2 separate regions of the Homo sapiens genome follow, and region 2 is linked to region 1. A link is a loop called in an ENCODE intact Hi-C map of the cell type or tissue named here. Cell type or tissue: Calu3. All regions are shown on one strand.

The links. Hi-C counts contacts between places; a loop is a spot of excess contacts. Peaks named below come from ENCODE experiments on the same cell type or tissue, not always from the same donor. Only the 100,000 strongest peaks of a DNase experiment are listed, where the experiment ranks them.
Region 2: a loop joins it to region 1, with 2.9 times the contacts of the local background. A loop is called at or near these places in 2 of 110 quality-filtered maps.

What each region holds. Positions count from the first base shown.
Region 1 is chr12:85,572,763-85,580,762 of GRCh38, reverse strand. No RefSeq gene overlaps it. Among named protein-coding and RNA genes, the nearest start is that of LINC02820, 260 kb to the right of the region's middle. In Calu3, a CTCF peak has its summit at 4,860 (motif pointing left); a DNase peak (open chromatin) is centred at 4,882.
Region 2 is chr12:85,821,571-85,829,570 of GRCh38, reverse strand. All of the region lies in intron 1 of RASSF9 (Ras association domain family member 9), which reads left to right. Among named protein-coding and RNA genes, the nearest start is that of RASSF9, 11 kb to the left of the region's middle. In Calu3, no CTCF peak of the experiment used is centred here; DNase peaks (open chromatin) are centred at 3,670, 5,690 and 7,560.

The DNA of each region.
Region 1 (8,000 bases):
TCAGGATGTGGACTAGGAGGGTCCAGGTCACGGTGACAGCAACCAAGGTTGTTGGATTTATTAATGTATTACTCATCTTGCTAAAACAAGGTTTAAAATAAACAGTCATATAGCATTGTCTTACCTTCTATTTCATTATTTTAATTTTAGTTTAATTACATAATCTAATTTGATTGAAGAAAATTAATTATAGTTAAAAAGTAGTTATACCTTGCATTTATGTAGAAAAAGAAAAGAAACAAACAACAACAACAACAACAAAATAGATCCCTGAAAGCTCTGGGGAACCTATGTTTTAGGAAAAGCTCAACTTCCAAAATTTGACAATCTTTAATTGAAATGTACCTCTAAACATAGTGTGATAAACAAGTCTTTAGAACTATATGACAATCAGGGCTGTGCTCTAGTTTCTAGCTTCTCTGCTCCAAAACAGTTTTTTATAGTCAAGCTTATTTATCTTTAAACCACCATTAGATTGAAATAGATCAATAAAAGAATTCTCTGGAGTCCAATGAGGAATTGCTTTAATCATGAAACATTACTCAAAAGCAAAAAAAAAAAAAAAGTTAAGAGCTGTGTATATACAATTATTTTTATCTTTAGACTATCAGGAGATTAAAATTGGTTAATAAAATAGCTGTCTGGTGCTCAAAGGGAGATTTATATAATCAGAAAATACTATATGAAAGCAAAAATGATGAAAGCAAACTATTAGTTGTTTAAAACAGAAATTGATGCCCATCAATCAAGGTAAGACATACACAGTTTCTTCAGATTCACTAGTTTTACATGCACTTATTCATGTGTGTGTGTATTGTGTATTTAGTTCTTGCAATTCTATTACATGTGAAGATTTGTATAACATAATCAAAATTAAAAACTGTTCGGCTGGGCACAGTGGCTCACGCCTGTAATCCCAGCACTTTGGAAGGCCGAGGCAGGCGGATCAAGAGGTCGGGAGATCGAGACCATGATGGTGAAACCCTGAAACTCCGTCTCTACTAAAAATATAAAAAAAGAAAAAAAATTAGCCGGGTGTGGTGGCGGGCACCTGTAGTCCCAGCTACTCGGGAGGCCAAGGCAAGAGAATGGCGTGAACCCGGGAGGCAGAGCTTGCAGTGAGCCAAGATTGTGCCACTGCACCCTAGCCTGGGCGACAGAGCGAAACTCCGTCTCCAAAAAAAAAAAAAAAAACTGTTCTAGCACTACAAAGATCTTCCTCATACTACCCCTAGTAACCATCCCCCCTTCCCACTATTCCCTGAAAAATTTCTTCATTGATGACAACTGAAACATCATTCTGCTACCAAAATCATAAGGTTTTTAAAAAGGATTGATATAACCTTCCAGTATATAGTTTTCATTGCAGTTTTTTCAGTGTCAACAAAACACTTCTCTGCTCACTGTAAACATGTATATTATAGGAAAATGCAGAGTTGTAGTTAATTGACATCCTATGATACACACTATTATAGAAGATTTGGGGTAAGATAAATACATGATACAGACATACAGCTGTCTCTAAGGCCATGACATGGATTTGGAAAGGCTTAGAGCATTGTAAGCCATTTTATGGATTTTACTTTTAGTCTGAGTGTAAGGGTGGCTATTGCAAAATTTTGAGCAAACAGCAATCTGGTTTTATTTATGCTTTAATAGGACTATACTGACTGCTGTGTTAAGACTGTAAGCAGAGGCTACAAGCATTCAGTAAGATAGGGAAGCAAGGTGGTAGCTGTGGATGTGATGAGAAATTATTAGCAACTGTATTTGTCTATATTTTGGAATAAAAGTAAATATTTCCTAACCAATCATGTGTAGAGTATGACAGAAAGAAAGGAGACAAAGAGCACAATGATACCTTAGGATAAGCCCTGGAACAAGGAGGTTGCCTTTCATAGAGAAAAGGTGAAATGGGCTGGGGGAGGGAGGAGAGTAAGAAATTATGACTTACTCTTTTTGGAAATCAATGCATGCACTGAAAGCGATTATTCAGCTTTCAATGTATGCATTGCATTGCTTACTAGAAACCATTGCAGTAGGTCTTTTTTATTTATTCATTTACTTATTTTGGGGGGACGAAATTTCACTCTTGTTGCCCAGGCTGGAGTGCAATGGCGTGATCTCGGCTCACTGTAACCTCCACCTCCCAGGTAGCTGGGATTACAGGCACACACCACCATGCCTGGTTAATTTTTTTGTATTTCTAGTAAAGACGGGGTTTTGCTATGTTGGCCAGGCTGATCTCGAACTCCTGATCTCAGGTTATCCTCCCACCTCAGCCTCCCAAAGTGCTGGGATTACAGGCATGAGCCACAGTGCCTGGCCTGTCTTGATTCTTATTTACTATTATTTATTATTTCTCTAGTTCTCTTCTTTTCTGCTACATCATCTGTTTATTCATTTGCCCAGTTGCTCTTCATTGTTTGCAAGGTTCAATATAAAAATATGCAAAAAGGATTTAAGGTCCAGGATAATTTTCTTATCCTCTAGAGTAGGTTGATTTTTCTTTATGCAAGTGTCTAGGGCTATCAATAGACCAGAGTGACCTTCATATTATCAAGAATTTAAATTAGAAGTTGCAAATATATTTTCCCCTTATTTGAGGGGTGTAGATCATCAGAATCCTAATTAAAACTGTTGGTGAATTACCAATGTCTCTTAGCAAAATTTGAACCCAATTTTTATTTTCATTTCTATGAATTTTCCAAAAACTCTCAACAACTTCTTGATCTCACCAACCACTTCTTCCTGAATTGGCAGATACTCCTAAAGGAAAAAATTGAGCTAAATACCAGGTTCATGTTTCTCTAAGTTTCATTTTCTTTTATTTTGGAATTTGGTCCTATAATTGTCTTCCTAGCACTCCAAATGCACATGTGTGCACATGCACAGACACATACGCAGATACACACTTTCTTAATCTACCTTACTGAGAGGGTTGAACCGAATTACAATTGCCACTAAAAGAAGCAGGACTCCTGGGCCATTAAATATTTTTTTTACATGTAAATCCATATTTTATACCTAATAATAAGAAAGTGAAAAGGTAAAAGTTTAAGAAGTGAATAAACAAAGGTGCTTTTATATTAAAAAAAAAACAAAAAACACTGTTTACAATCCTACTCTAGGTGGTGGGATATAGTAAGAAACGGATAGATTGCCAAGACACCTGCTATTCTGGAACTGACATTCTAGTAGGGGAAGACAGGAAAGGACCAAAAAAGAAAAAAACAAAAAACAGATATCACAAATGCTAGCATGGATTTTAAGGAGGCTCCTGTAACACAGAGCAGGCAGCAGATACTCTATATTGAATGGTCTGAAAAGGACAGTCTAGGGACAGGACACTGAATCCAAGAAATGAAAGACAAGAAGAAGGAAGCTATATGACAATCTGGCAAAGTGGCATATGTCTGAGGAATAAGAAGGGGCAAATGCACCTGTACTGTATGGATCACAGGAGAGAATTATAGAAGACTTTGTGAGATCAAGTGAGGATAAAGTGATATAGAGCCCGGAGACCAAGATAAGAAATGTGATAAATTAAAAATATGCCTGCCTTGGTTTATCTAATACACCCAACCTCCAACCACATAATGAGGAGAACAAGTAAGCTGAACTCTTGCCTCTTGGAAAATCATCAAATATATATTAGGAAAGGCCTTTTTTATATCTTTCTTCTAAAATATCTCTTATTTCTTCTTGTAATGACTTTTGAGTTTTTTGTTTGTTTGTTTTGCTTTTGTTTTTTTGAGATGGAGTCTCAGTTTGTCACCCAGGCCAGAGTTCAGTGGTGTGATCTTGACTCACTGCAACCTCCAAGTCCCAGGTTCAAGAGAACCTCCCACCTCAGCCTCCTGAGTAGCTGAGTTTACAGGCACCTGCCACCCCATCCAGCTAATTTTTTTGTATTTTTAGTAGAGACAGAGTTATACCATGTTGGCCAGGCTGGTCTCGAACTCCTGACCTCAAGTGATCTGCCCACATTGGCCTCCCAAAGTGCTGGGATTAAAGGTGTGAGCCACCGCACCTGGCCCCTTTTAATGACTTTTAAACCGATATGTTATCAGGCTAAACCAGTGGGTTGATGATGCACATTTATTATTTTTTTTCTCTCTTGGAATCAAAATAAAATGAGATAAAATGAAACAGCGTAAACCTAGAAGTAACAAATCACCATTTTATAATCTCCAAAGTAATCATTGATTTAGGCAAGATCATTAATGCATAAAAATGTTAAAAGTAAATGCAAATTTAAAAATGTAGTTCTGCATTAGAGAGTTAATAGCCATCCTTACTTGATGTCCATGATATAGCAAGAATTCCATTTTCCAGATCCTGCAAATATGTTAGTGACAGCTTAATGTCCCATGAGGACTCTTGAGGATCATGAGAAACTACACTAAAACATGACATATGATCTCATTTCCTGTGTGCCACTGTATTTGCCACATATATATATATATATATATATATATATATATATATATATATATTTGACAAATTCAACTAGGACATTTATTTCATTTCATCTTAGAGTTCTCCCTTTCTCTCTTTCTCTCTCTGTTTGTGTGCATGTTTGATCACTTCTTCCAACCCAATTGCATATATAAAACATTCCTCAAGTCATACCACTTTTGTAATACATAGTTTTAGAAAACTCAAATTAAAAAAAAAACACAGATATTCTATGTCACAATGGCCAGTAATAATAAAGGCAAAACATTAATATTAAATGCACGGTTGTAATGACAGACAAGAAACATTCAATGACTAGGACTAGACTATACATCTAGAAAAATGGGTGGTCCAGGAGTACAGCTATGTAATCCAGACCTGTTCAGGAAGTGTTTGAGGTTTGGTGCCATCTCGTGGCACTTTTCTGCTATGGCCTAAATATCAGTGGAGATGATCCTGGGTCCTTATGTTGAGGACTACTGCTATCTTGTGCTTTGTATAACATCTAGAGTGTTGGAAGGCTTTTCTCAGCATGGTTGCTTTGAGCAGCCCTGCATAGGGACGACTCAGAAAGGGTCTTTGTCCATGTTCCTAGTGTTATCTCAGCAGTTTACTGCTGTTGCTTATTATTTCATGCAGGCCTTATGGTAGGAGCCGGGAAATTTCTCAGTTCTCTTATTCCAGCCTCAGTCTTAGGTAAGCCCTGTACACTTACCCTTCCAGGATGGGGCTTTCTGAGCATTCCTTATATCTCCCAGCAACTCACCCTTCCCAATCCCCTGCCGACCAGAACTCTGCCTTGTAAGGATGAGGAGGGTCTAGGCCAAGAGTGCATTTCCTGTCTGTCCCCAGTAGCTTTGCTTTGTATTACTGCAAAAATATAAAACCCTGAGCATTCTTGCCTCTGCCTAGAGTCTGGATTTCATGTCTGTTCTCCAGCAGCACCATTTGAATACTGTAGTCTCATTTGCATACCTGCACCACTGACACAGGGGGTGGAGCTTGTCAGGTTCTTTTCTCTGATCCCAGTCTTTCTCACATGCACCCAGTGGAGGCCCATGTTAAAAGGCTGGTAAGAAAGTGCTGAGGTACCTCATGTTTGAAGTTTCGAGAAATTCTAAATTCTCATGATTTCCCAAATTTAATCTTCAAAAATTCATTAACATTTTAGACGTTTCCCTCTTAGCATGTTTATGTCAGCTGCTTCTTCCTCTCACACTCTGCTAAAGGAAAAATAGTTGGCATGTACACCATCTTTTTGGAGGGGACTGTCACCCTTTTGGAATTCAGTTCACCTAGTTGTCTTTCAACCTCAATTCTCTGATGAGCTCAGAAAAGTTATAATTTCTTAGATTATACTTTCTCTTTTTCCTTTCTTCTATTTTCTTTTTTTGATATTAGAGTAGTAGTGACATTGTCCTGTGTCTTGAGATTTTCTACATCCTAAGTGGAAGTAGAGCTCACACTAATCATATTAAACAATAATTATATAAATGTCAGTTTCACTTCCATAGATCTCTTGTAGACAAGGCATTTTTATATTCCCAATGCCTAGTGATATTTATTTATTATATTGTTGTAGTGGATTGTCCACATGTCTGTCTCTCTAACTAGATTACAAACACGTCTGAAGCAGTGACTGTGTCTCACACATTATTGTAATAATAATAGAGCTTATATTTACAGAGAGCTTGCTATAAATGTGGTCTACTCTGTTATAAACGCTTCATATTTACAATCTCATTTAGCATCATCACCAACTTTATAACGTAGGCATTATCATTCTAACCTTAAGTTCAGTAAGCAAACACAGACAGGGCAGGGCAAGGTATATAGGCATGTGACCTCTACAGTAAAAAGTATAGGGCATTACTCTGAGAAGGGCCCCACACTTAGTTTTAAACTCCCACAACACAAATTTACCTATGTAGCAAAACTGCACTTGTACCCTTGAACTTAAAGTATGAGTTTTAAAAGAAGAAATATCAATAATACATTTTTTAAAAAGAATCTGCTATTGCCACCTAGAAATTCCTAATACTTTTATTTTTGAATTACAAGTAAAGTCTATGAGATATAGAGCAAGCCAGTAAGTGGTGGAGATTGGCCTCAGGATGTCCATGCAAGTGCAGGCTCAGGATTTTGAGCCTTAGGCTTTAAGCAATTGGCCTGGTGCCCCATCACACAGGTATAGGCTTCAGCCAGTTCAGGGGGTATTCTGGGGTCCCAAGAAAACCAGGTGGCACCTGGGTCCAGATTAGGAGCCATGGTGAGATGCAGTAGAGATGGCAGTAGTGGTTCTAGCCACAAGAGAGAAGTGAGGCTCCATATATCAGCAGCACTAGGCTCCATGGAGAGAGTATGGCTGGATCGTCCATCCCCAGAGCCCATCCTTGTGGCTTGTGCACAAATATTAACTCTCTAAACCGAGGGCTGGACAAGAACTGTTAATGCACAGGCAATATACTATGTCAGCAAATAATTAAAAAATAAAACTTACACATAAATGTTGTAATAAAACGTACCAGGAAGTGGCTAAAATTCTTCAAAGTGTTTGGAATATCCAGTTTTGAAAACTGCTGCAATATTGGAAAGCAGATATCAACAGTCTTAAAAATAAAAATTAAATTTAAAGATCACCATATTGAACAGAAAAGAACATGATTTCCATATGAATCTTCAAATAAACTAAATTCTCAGGATAACTTACATTTAATCTTTAAAAATTCATTAAAATTTCAGATGTTTTCTTCTTAGTATGTTTGTCAGCTGCTTTTTCCTCTCATACTCTCCTAAAGGAAAAATAGTTTGCATGTCCACTATCTTTTTGGAATAAAGATAACTTTAAAATTAATAAGAAAAGCAACTCTAAAATTAAATTTTCTCTCCTAATTGAAGATACGAAGATAAAATGCATTACCAGGCATTTTGAACTTTATATATATATATATATATAATGAATCCATTTTTAGTTTCTTAAATTGATTCTACAAGTTACAGGGAATTTCTGAAGAAGTGTTAAAATAATATTGTGTAAGTTTAAATTTAAAACTAAACTCAGAATACATAAAATAGATTTGTATTGAGTCATAAATACTCTACATAGCTTTAGTAGTTTACCAAAAATATTCTTCTCAAAATAGAAAATTATTTGTGGCGTTGCATTTCTCAAGAGCAATTGATGTCACTTTCACACATATTTTTAGAAAATTTAAGTATAAGTTTTGATGACTTAATAAACAAATTTGCAGAAGTGATCCAGAAAAATCTTATGATTAATCAAGATACCACATTAATAAAGTATTAAAAGATATTGACATTTTCAATGATATAGAATCCTGGTGAGTGAATATGTTCCCTGATATCCCTAGATACAAAGACAAATCTCAATCTTTAAAACTTTGATTCTGTTCAATTTAAATCTGTTTTTCAATATTTTGTTTATCTTTCACTATTTGTTATATTACATAAATTTATGACACCAAAATGTTTTTCGTTTGTAAATTTATGTTTTTATTCATGTATCATGGTTCTCTATT
Region 2 (8,000 bases), 250 kb before region 1:
TCACATATGATAATCAAAAGAAAAGAATCCAAGAAACGGGCAGTAATATGGTCAGTTTGGCAATCCATAATCTTAGTTGAGTTGGTGGAAAACAATATTTTACAATTACAATGGAAGTATTTAAAATAATTTTGTGTATTTATATAACATTGTCGGTTGAAAGTCAATGGCAGTTGACTTCTGTTTATTCTAATAATCACATTAAATTGGTCCGTGTATCAGATCTTGAAATTGAGTAACTCTACCATTTTATGAGTCTTTTAAATTTTATTTCCATTGATGCAGATAGTGGTCCAACTTCAGCAAATTTTCAGGCTCATTAATTATGGCGTATGACTGCTAGAAGCTTTGTGTGAGAGGCCTATTGATATGCCCTCTGGTGCATGTTTATTGTTCTCAACCAATGGTTGGGACATTTTGTAGCCACCTCATATACCTTTAGTTACTCTTAATGCTCCTTATTTACTCTGATCCTTTTCAGTCCCACTGGAATCCCTGAAATTATGGTTAAGTGTGGTAATTTAGCATTCAGTAGAAGAGCGTTTGTTTTGGGAAAACACAGTCTTCCACAGTAAAGCCTAAAAGGATATCTATTTCAGCTCTGTACATAAGATCTTGTGTTTTTCTGGAAGATAAGAGAGATTCTATTGATAAACCATGGACCTTTTTATGGGGTAGACATGTAATAACTACCTTCTCATATGGAGAAGAATTATACATGATTAGTAAAAACACTTAAAAGGCCATAGTAGAATTTTGAGGTTTCATCTTTGTTAATAGTGCAGGAAACTACGCACATTACAGAGGTAGACCACAAAGTAGTCAACTTTGTTCCTTGACTGCCTGTTCTTCCAGCAGTGAAAGTTGAGGAATTTCTTCCTAGAACTATAATTAATAGCCATAAGACATAGACTAAGTTACTGTTTTAACAATGTTAAGCAATTTTTGTGGTTCTACTTTTAATTAGGAGAACTTGCTGTAATCACAATTTAGAAGATTAAGTAAAATGGTTGACTGTGGAATGTATTGTTTTACAGAATATGCTCATAATATTTTATTTTTCATTTTTGTGGGTACATAGTAAGTGTATATATATATTTATGTGATACATGAGATATTTTGATACAAGCATACAATGCATAATAATCACATCAGGGTAAATGAGGTATCTACCACCTCAAATATTTATCCTTGTGTTACAATCTGATTACACTCTTTTAGTTATTTTAATATGTACAATTAAATTATTACTGCCTACAACCACACTGTTGTGCTATTAGATACTAGAAAACCTATTTTACCATCTCAGAAAAAAATATACATGATGTTCTAAGTAGATCACAAATCTCACTCTGTCAGACTTGTGATCTACTTAAATACACACACACATACACACATATATATTTATATCGAGTTATATTGTGAAGTATTAATGATAAATCAGGTATGGATTAGGTTTTTAAGGAGCTTGCTGATTAACAAGACACACAAGCCATATGTAAACAATTGAAATACAAAACAAGCATTTTAAAGTGTCATAATATAATCCATATGTTGAATAATAAATATTTATTTACCTTGTAGTATGTGCCATATATTTTTCTAGATGCTAAGGATAAAGTAATGAGAAAGATAATCAAGGTTTTTCCTCTGATCGAATGTATAATGCAGTGGTAGATGGACAGACAATGCAAAAACAATATGTGAATTAGACATTTGAGATAGTAATTACTGTTATCAGGAAAAACTAGATTCATGTAGTGGAGAGTGGTCTGGGAAGAGTTGGCTTGTTAGTTAAGACTGTAATGAACCAAAGAAATCAGGCATGTCAGGCTTGTGGTAGAAGACTGTTTTAGCCAGGTTGAACAGAAGGTATAAAGTAACTGAGACAGAATATGGTTTGGAGCTGTGGAAAACATGAAGGAAAACCAGTTAGTAAGGGGCTTACGAGTAGGGAATGTAGTTGAGGACCTAGATGGAGTATGATTATTTAGATATTTGTGGATTATAAGGGATGTTGATTGTACTTTAAATGCAAGGGAAATCCATTGAAGGGTGTTAACCAGGGGAATTATAGAATCTTATTTACATTTTTCAAAAGGTCAACTTGCCTAGGATGTAGAGAGGTAATTGTACTAGGACGAGGAGTGAAAGCAGGGACTCTAGTTGCGGTGACATTACAGTAGTATAGGCAAAATATGATGACTAGTGTAATGATAGTAGAGAAGGAATGTAGGTGACAAAATTGATACAGTTTAGAAAGAGAACTTAAATTTGTACTGAGTGAGTGAAGATGAAAAATGAGGGATGATTCTGAGGGTTTTAACAGGGATGATTCTGAAGATATTTGTCAAACAGAAGATGTTGGGAAGAATGTGTGGAAAATTAGTGATTCTTCTCTAGCCTTGCTAAGTTTCAGATGCCAGTTAAATACATAAAGTAGAGGTATTCAGTAAGATATTGGGCCTGAAGCTCAAGACTGAGATAGAGTGGTATGTTAGGTGACAAGGAGAAGCAACCTCTGTGGGTTTTACAAAACAGCGTCTATACTAGAATCTAAATGAGAGGGAAGATTAGAATATAAAAAGTTGGGAAAAAGAATATTGTAGGTAAAGGAGAAAGAGGAAGAAATGTAAAATATTTGGCATAATAGTATCAGCGAGTTTGTGAATGGCCAAACAGATTATTTTATTTTTTAAATTTAATTTAATTTTTCTTTATATTGTGGTGGGAACCATTGAAGGGCTATGAGCAAGAAAATGATATAATCATTATGTCACATAAATATTAAACTTGAAGAAATATATTTAAAAATATTGGAAGGGATGGGCCAGGCGCGGTGGCTCATGCCTGTAATCCCAGCACTTTGGGAGGCCGAGGCAGGCAGATCACGAGGTCAGGAGATCAAGACCTGGCTAACACAGTGAAACCCCGACTCTACTAAAAATACAAAAAATTAGCCAGGCACGGTGGCAGGTGCCTGTAATCCCAGCTACTCGGGAGGCTAAGGCAGGATAATGGCGTGAACCCGGGAGGCGGAGCTTGCAGTGAACCGAAATCGTGCCACTGCACTCTAGCCTGGGCGACAGAGCGAGATTCTGCCTCAAAAAAAAAAAAAAAAAATATTGGAAGGAATGGAGAAAGAATACGAGTGGGCCAGGTACGAGGGAGTTAAAGGACTTTCTTAAATAGAAAGAGAAGAATGATTCAAGAGTCACCATGGAGGCGGAATTTATAGGAATTCAAAATTCAGTGCATGGGGCCAATATCAGGATGGAAAAAAGAACCATTCGTGACTAGATTTTGGTTCTGAGTAACTGGAGATACATGTGTGTCATCATAAAGAACAGAAAATATGGCAGAGATAGGCTTGGTGAGGGAAGAACATCAGGGTGAAGAGTGAAGAAAATTAAGGTGTGATTTGAATGTTTCTAAATATTCCACCAGTAAACACCTGGTGTTTGGACACATTGCACCTGACATGGGACTGTGAAAGCAGCCTTTCATCCAACCCACTCTCATCCCTCCTGACAACCATATGGGGCTGATTAATACAGAATAGTACAGTGCACCTGGAGTGGGGCTTTCAAGGCAAAACACAAACTGGTTTCCCAGTCAGGGCTGTCAGGCTGACTAATCTTATATTAATCACAGTCAGGCCACATAAGGCAGTCACCCTTTTAATGATCCTTTAATCATTACCTTTGGTTGAAATTGCTTTCAAACATAGCCATTATTTCCACTAGACTGTAAGGGTGTGTGTGTGTGTGTGTGTGTGTGTGTGTGTAAAGATCACATTATTTTTACCTTTTGATCTCCTAGAGAATGGTACAGAGAAAACTTGTGTAGATATTGAAGTTCAATAAACATTTTATTATTTAAATAAATACAGTGCAGATTTCTGGGGCAGCCAAATTATCTAGGACAAGAGTTGTCAAACTTTTTGTGTAAAAAACATAATAAATATTTTATATTTTCCCAGTCATAATGTCTCTATCTCAACTACTCTGTCCTTGTAGTATGAAAACAGCTATAGATAATACATAATGAAATTGATGTGGCTGTGTTTCAATAAAACTTTTATTTACAAAAACAGGTGGTGGGGCAGTTATAACCACGAGGTCCTTAGTTTTCAGACACTTGATCTAGATTATTGACTGAGAAATTCCCTTTATATATCTCCCTAAAACTCCCCCTTCTCATCTCTACCCCACTCCCAAGTTTAATACCTACTGTATTAGGCATTTAGACTTCAAAAGTGAGACTTAGCCCAGGACTTGACTGGCAAACTAGCAAAAAAGGATGCATTATCCAAAGTACAAAGTGCTGCTACTAAGTGTACATTAGATTTTGTAGAAGTATCAACATGGTGAAACCCTGTCTCTACTAAAAATACAAAAATTAATCAGGCATAGTGGCACGCACCTGTAATCCTAGCTACCAGGGAGGGTGAGGCAGGAGACTCACTTGAACCTGGGAGGTAGAGGTTGCAGTGAGCCGAGATCGCACCACTGTACTCCAGCCTGGTCACGGAGTGAGACTTCCTCTCATAAATAAATAAATAAATAAATGAGCACACATTTCCATTTCGGTTTGTGGGAGTGGGGTTATTCAGAGAAGGTCAGAGAACTTTCCTGAAAGCAACACTTAACACCTAAAGCAGAGTAAGAGTTAGATGGAGAAGGGATCAAAGAGTGTTTCAGGACAAGGCAACAGGTTATGGAAAAGCTCGAAGTCAAAATAAAAGCGTGGCAGATGCAGTCCATTCCAGTCTAGCAATCAATAATGTAATATGTGTAACAGCAGGTTGTTCTCATAGTAGATCTGTCAGAGATCAGCAAGAAGTAAGGAATGGCTAACTCAATGTGTATATTAATTAATGCTTGGCTATGAGTTAGAGGAGTCAGATTATGGAAGCAACCCTAGGAGCAGACAAGAGATAGTGGGATAAAGAGAGACAGAGACAGGTTTAAAATGCAGGACTTAGAAATAGTTTAAAGATTTCAATAAAAAAATTTAAAAAATAGATTTGCAGTTTAAAAATGACAGTCTGGTAAGATTACGGGGCACAAATGTGAAGGGGAAAGATTTTATAACAACCTACGATATCTTACTGCAGTAATATATAGTAAAACAGAGTTATCTGAATTGTGGTAGGGGTGATGAATATGAGGGCAGATATTTGGGATATTTAAGAGAAAGGATAAAACAAACAGTGATTGGTTGTTAAAGTAAGAGGAGAGAGGCAAAGGAAAGTGTTTAGGAAAACTCAGTTTTCAAGCTGGGTAGACAGGTGGGGAACACTATTTTTGCATTCACTATAATTGCATTCAGTAGGATGGGAACTCAGGCAATGGAATAGTTTGATATTTTAGAGAAGAGTATGATGAATTAGTTTTCATGGGTCAAATTTGAGGTGTCTGTAAGTTATGAAAATGAAAATATCAAGATGCAAAAAAAAAGAAGTTGGGAATATAGGTCTAGAGCTCAAGGTCGTAATAGTTAGATTTGAGAACCATCATCATACAATTGGTTTACAGACTGCAACTATTATTGCAGTCACCCACAAGAATGTGTATAGTGAGACAAGAAATGAGTCACAGTCGAAAACCTAGGGGATGCCAATTGTATCACTTACCACTTACTGCACAATAAAACACTCCCCAAATTAGTGGCTGGAAGAACAATTTATTATTTTCCATAATTCTGTGGGTCAGCAAGACTGGTTCTTCTGCTGGCTTCACCTGGGCTCTCTCATGAGCAGCTGATTGGCTGAGGGCTCAGTTCAGGTAGAGCAACTTGATTTCGATGGTTTGCCTCTTTTCTCTCCATGTAATCTTTGAACTCAGGCTTTTTCATCAAACAGCAGTCTCAGGACTGCATTCCAAAAAGAATTAAGCAGAAGATACAAGGCTTCTTGAAGCCTGAACTCCAGAACATGCAAACATGGTTTTTGCCACATTCCATTGGTCATAGCAAGTTCCAAGGTCTATTCAAGGGGTGAAGAAATAGAGAGCTTCTCTTAACGGGAAGAACTGTCAAGTGTTTGTGGCCATGCTAATCTTAACTTGCATGACATCCACATCTATTGACTATGTGGAAGAAGCAAGGTGCATGTGGGATCTGGGAAGAAGCAGCTGGAAAAGCAAAGGAAGATCCATGTGAGAATGGCATCGTAACAGTCAAGGAGAGGAAAGCTGCAAGAATGGGAGGAGGAGGTCACAATGCATTATGTTACAAAGAGGATATGTCAGATCAGTTCTGCAAGTGGCTATTGGGTGTGGCAGTTAAGAGATTTCTGATAACCCTAAGAAGAAAAGTGGCTACTGAGGATGAGTGGAGGCAGTAGACATTTTTTTTTTTTTTTTTTTGAGACGGAGTTTTGCTCTGTCGCCCAGGCTGGAGTGCAGTGGTGTGATCTCAGCTCACTGCAAGCTCCGCCTCCCAGGTTCACCCCATTCTCCTGCCTCAGCCTCCCGAGTAGCTGGGACTACAGGCGCCCAATAACAAGACCGGCTAAATTTTTGTATTTTTAGTGGAGACGGGGTTTCACCGTGTTAGCCAGGATGGTCTCGATCTCCTGACCTCGTGATCCGCCCGCCTCGGGCTCGCAAAGTGCTGGGATTACAGGCGTGAGCCACCGTGCCTGGCCGGCAGTAGACATTTTGTGGTGGGCTGAGGAGTTTCTGGAAAGTGATGTACTAGAGAGAATAACGATGGATTGCTATTTGGTGTGTGAAGGAAAGATAGTGGAGGGGAATATGTGGTCAAGCGAAGGTTCTTTTAATGTGACAAGATAGTAGAAAGAACCAGAGAAAAAGGCAGAAGATAAAAAGAGTTTACGAAGGGGTGAATTATAAAGCAAAGTCCTAGAAGAGGTGGCGACAGTAAAATTCAAAGCATATTAAAGAGTTTAAAACCTAGGGAAGAAAAATAAAGGCACAATACTTTTGATATAGATGATTAGTATTTTTCTCTTATCAATAATGTTCCCAAGAATAATATCTCTCCTTTTCCTTAACAAAATAGAGTGGCAGGCCCTGATATACTCTCGTTTCTACAAGTTAATAATTTTCTTTTTCTCTTCAAGAAATTTATTTGTGATTAATGTAAATAGTTGATTATTCAGATGAAGCTTCCAACTGGAAGTTATTTTATTGCAGTTCATTACAGGGTATATTCAGAAAATGGAAGTCAGGGATAACGGGGCTCACCTCATGTTTTCAGCTATCCAACTGGATAACTGAAATTCCTGCATATGACTTATGTCCTTCAAGTTTACCAGCTTATCTCGGAATACATTTAGAGGGGAAGAGCAGGTGGTTGCAGGTAAATATAAGCTCAAAATCATTATCATTAGGAAATATCTTCCACTAAGAAGGCAAAGCCAATGTGGATTCGGCTGTCAAAAGAAAATCTCTTACTAATAGCTGAAATAACGATAGTTATCAGTAAACTAAACATTAAGGCTAGGTGACTTTCCTTTTAATAAGCACTTTTTTTTTGTTGCGAAATATTTCTTTACAAAATACCAATCAGTAAGGGCACTTTAGCAACCTCCCAGGTGCAGGTACACCCGAATTTCCAACAAGATTAGATATTTTCTCACCATTTCATCTGGTAAATAACACATGTTAAATATTTACATTTGGACTATAATCAATTTCCGGAATCTGAACTATGAGCTTAGTTTACTTAACCCCAAGTAGTTTCCAATACACATTCTTTACACATTCTCTTCCCTTTACCCTGTTCATGGGAATTATGTTCTATAGCTACCCGGCCACTATGGAATGTCTAGGGTTTTTCTTATCCCGCATGACTGGTTTATAATATTACTTCTTCGAAAATTAAAGTAGCATTAGTAGAGCACAGAACTAATAAATACAAATAAACACACACACACACACTCGTATATACACAAACATATATATCAAATTTTAATTTTCAAGATAATTTTTTCTTTTGTTTTTATTAAGTGATGACTGTCCTAGGTTTTC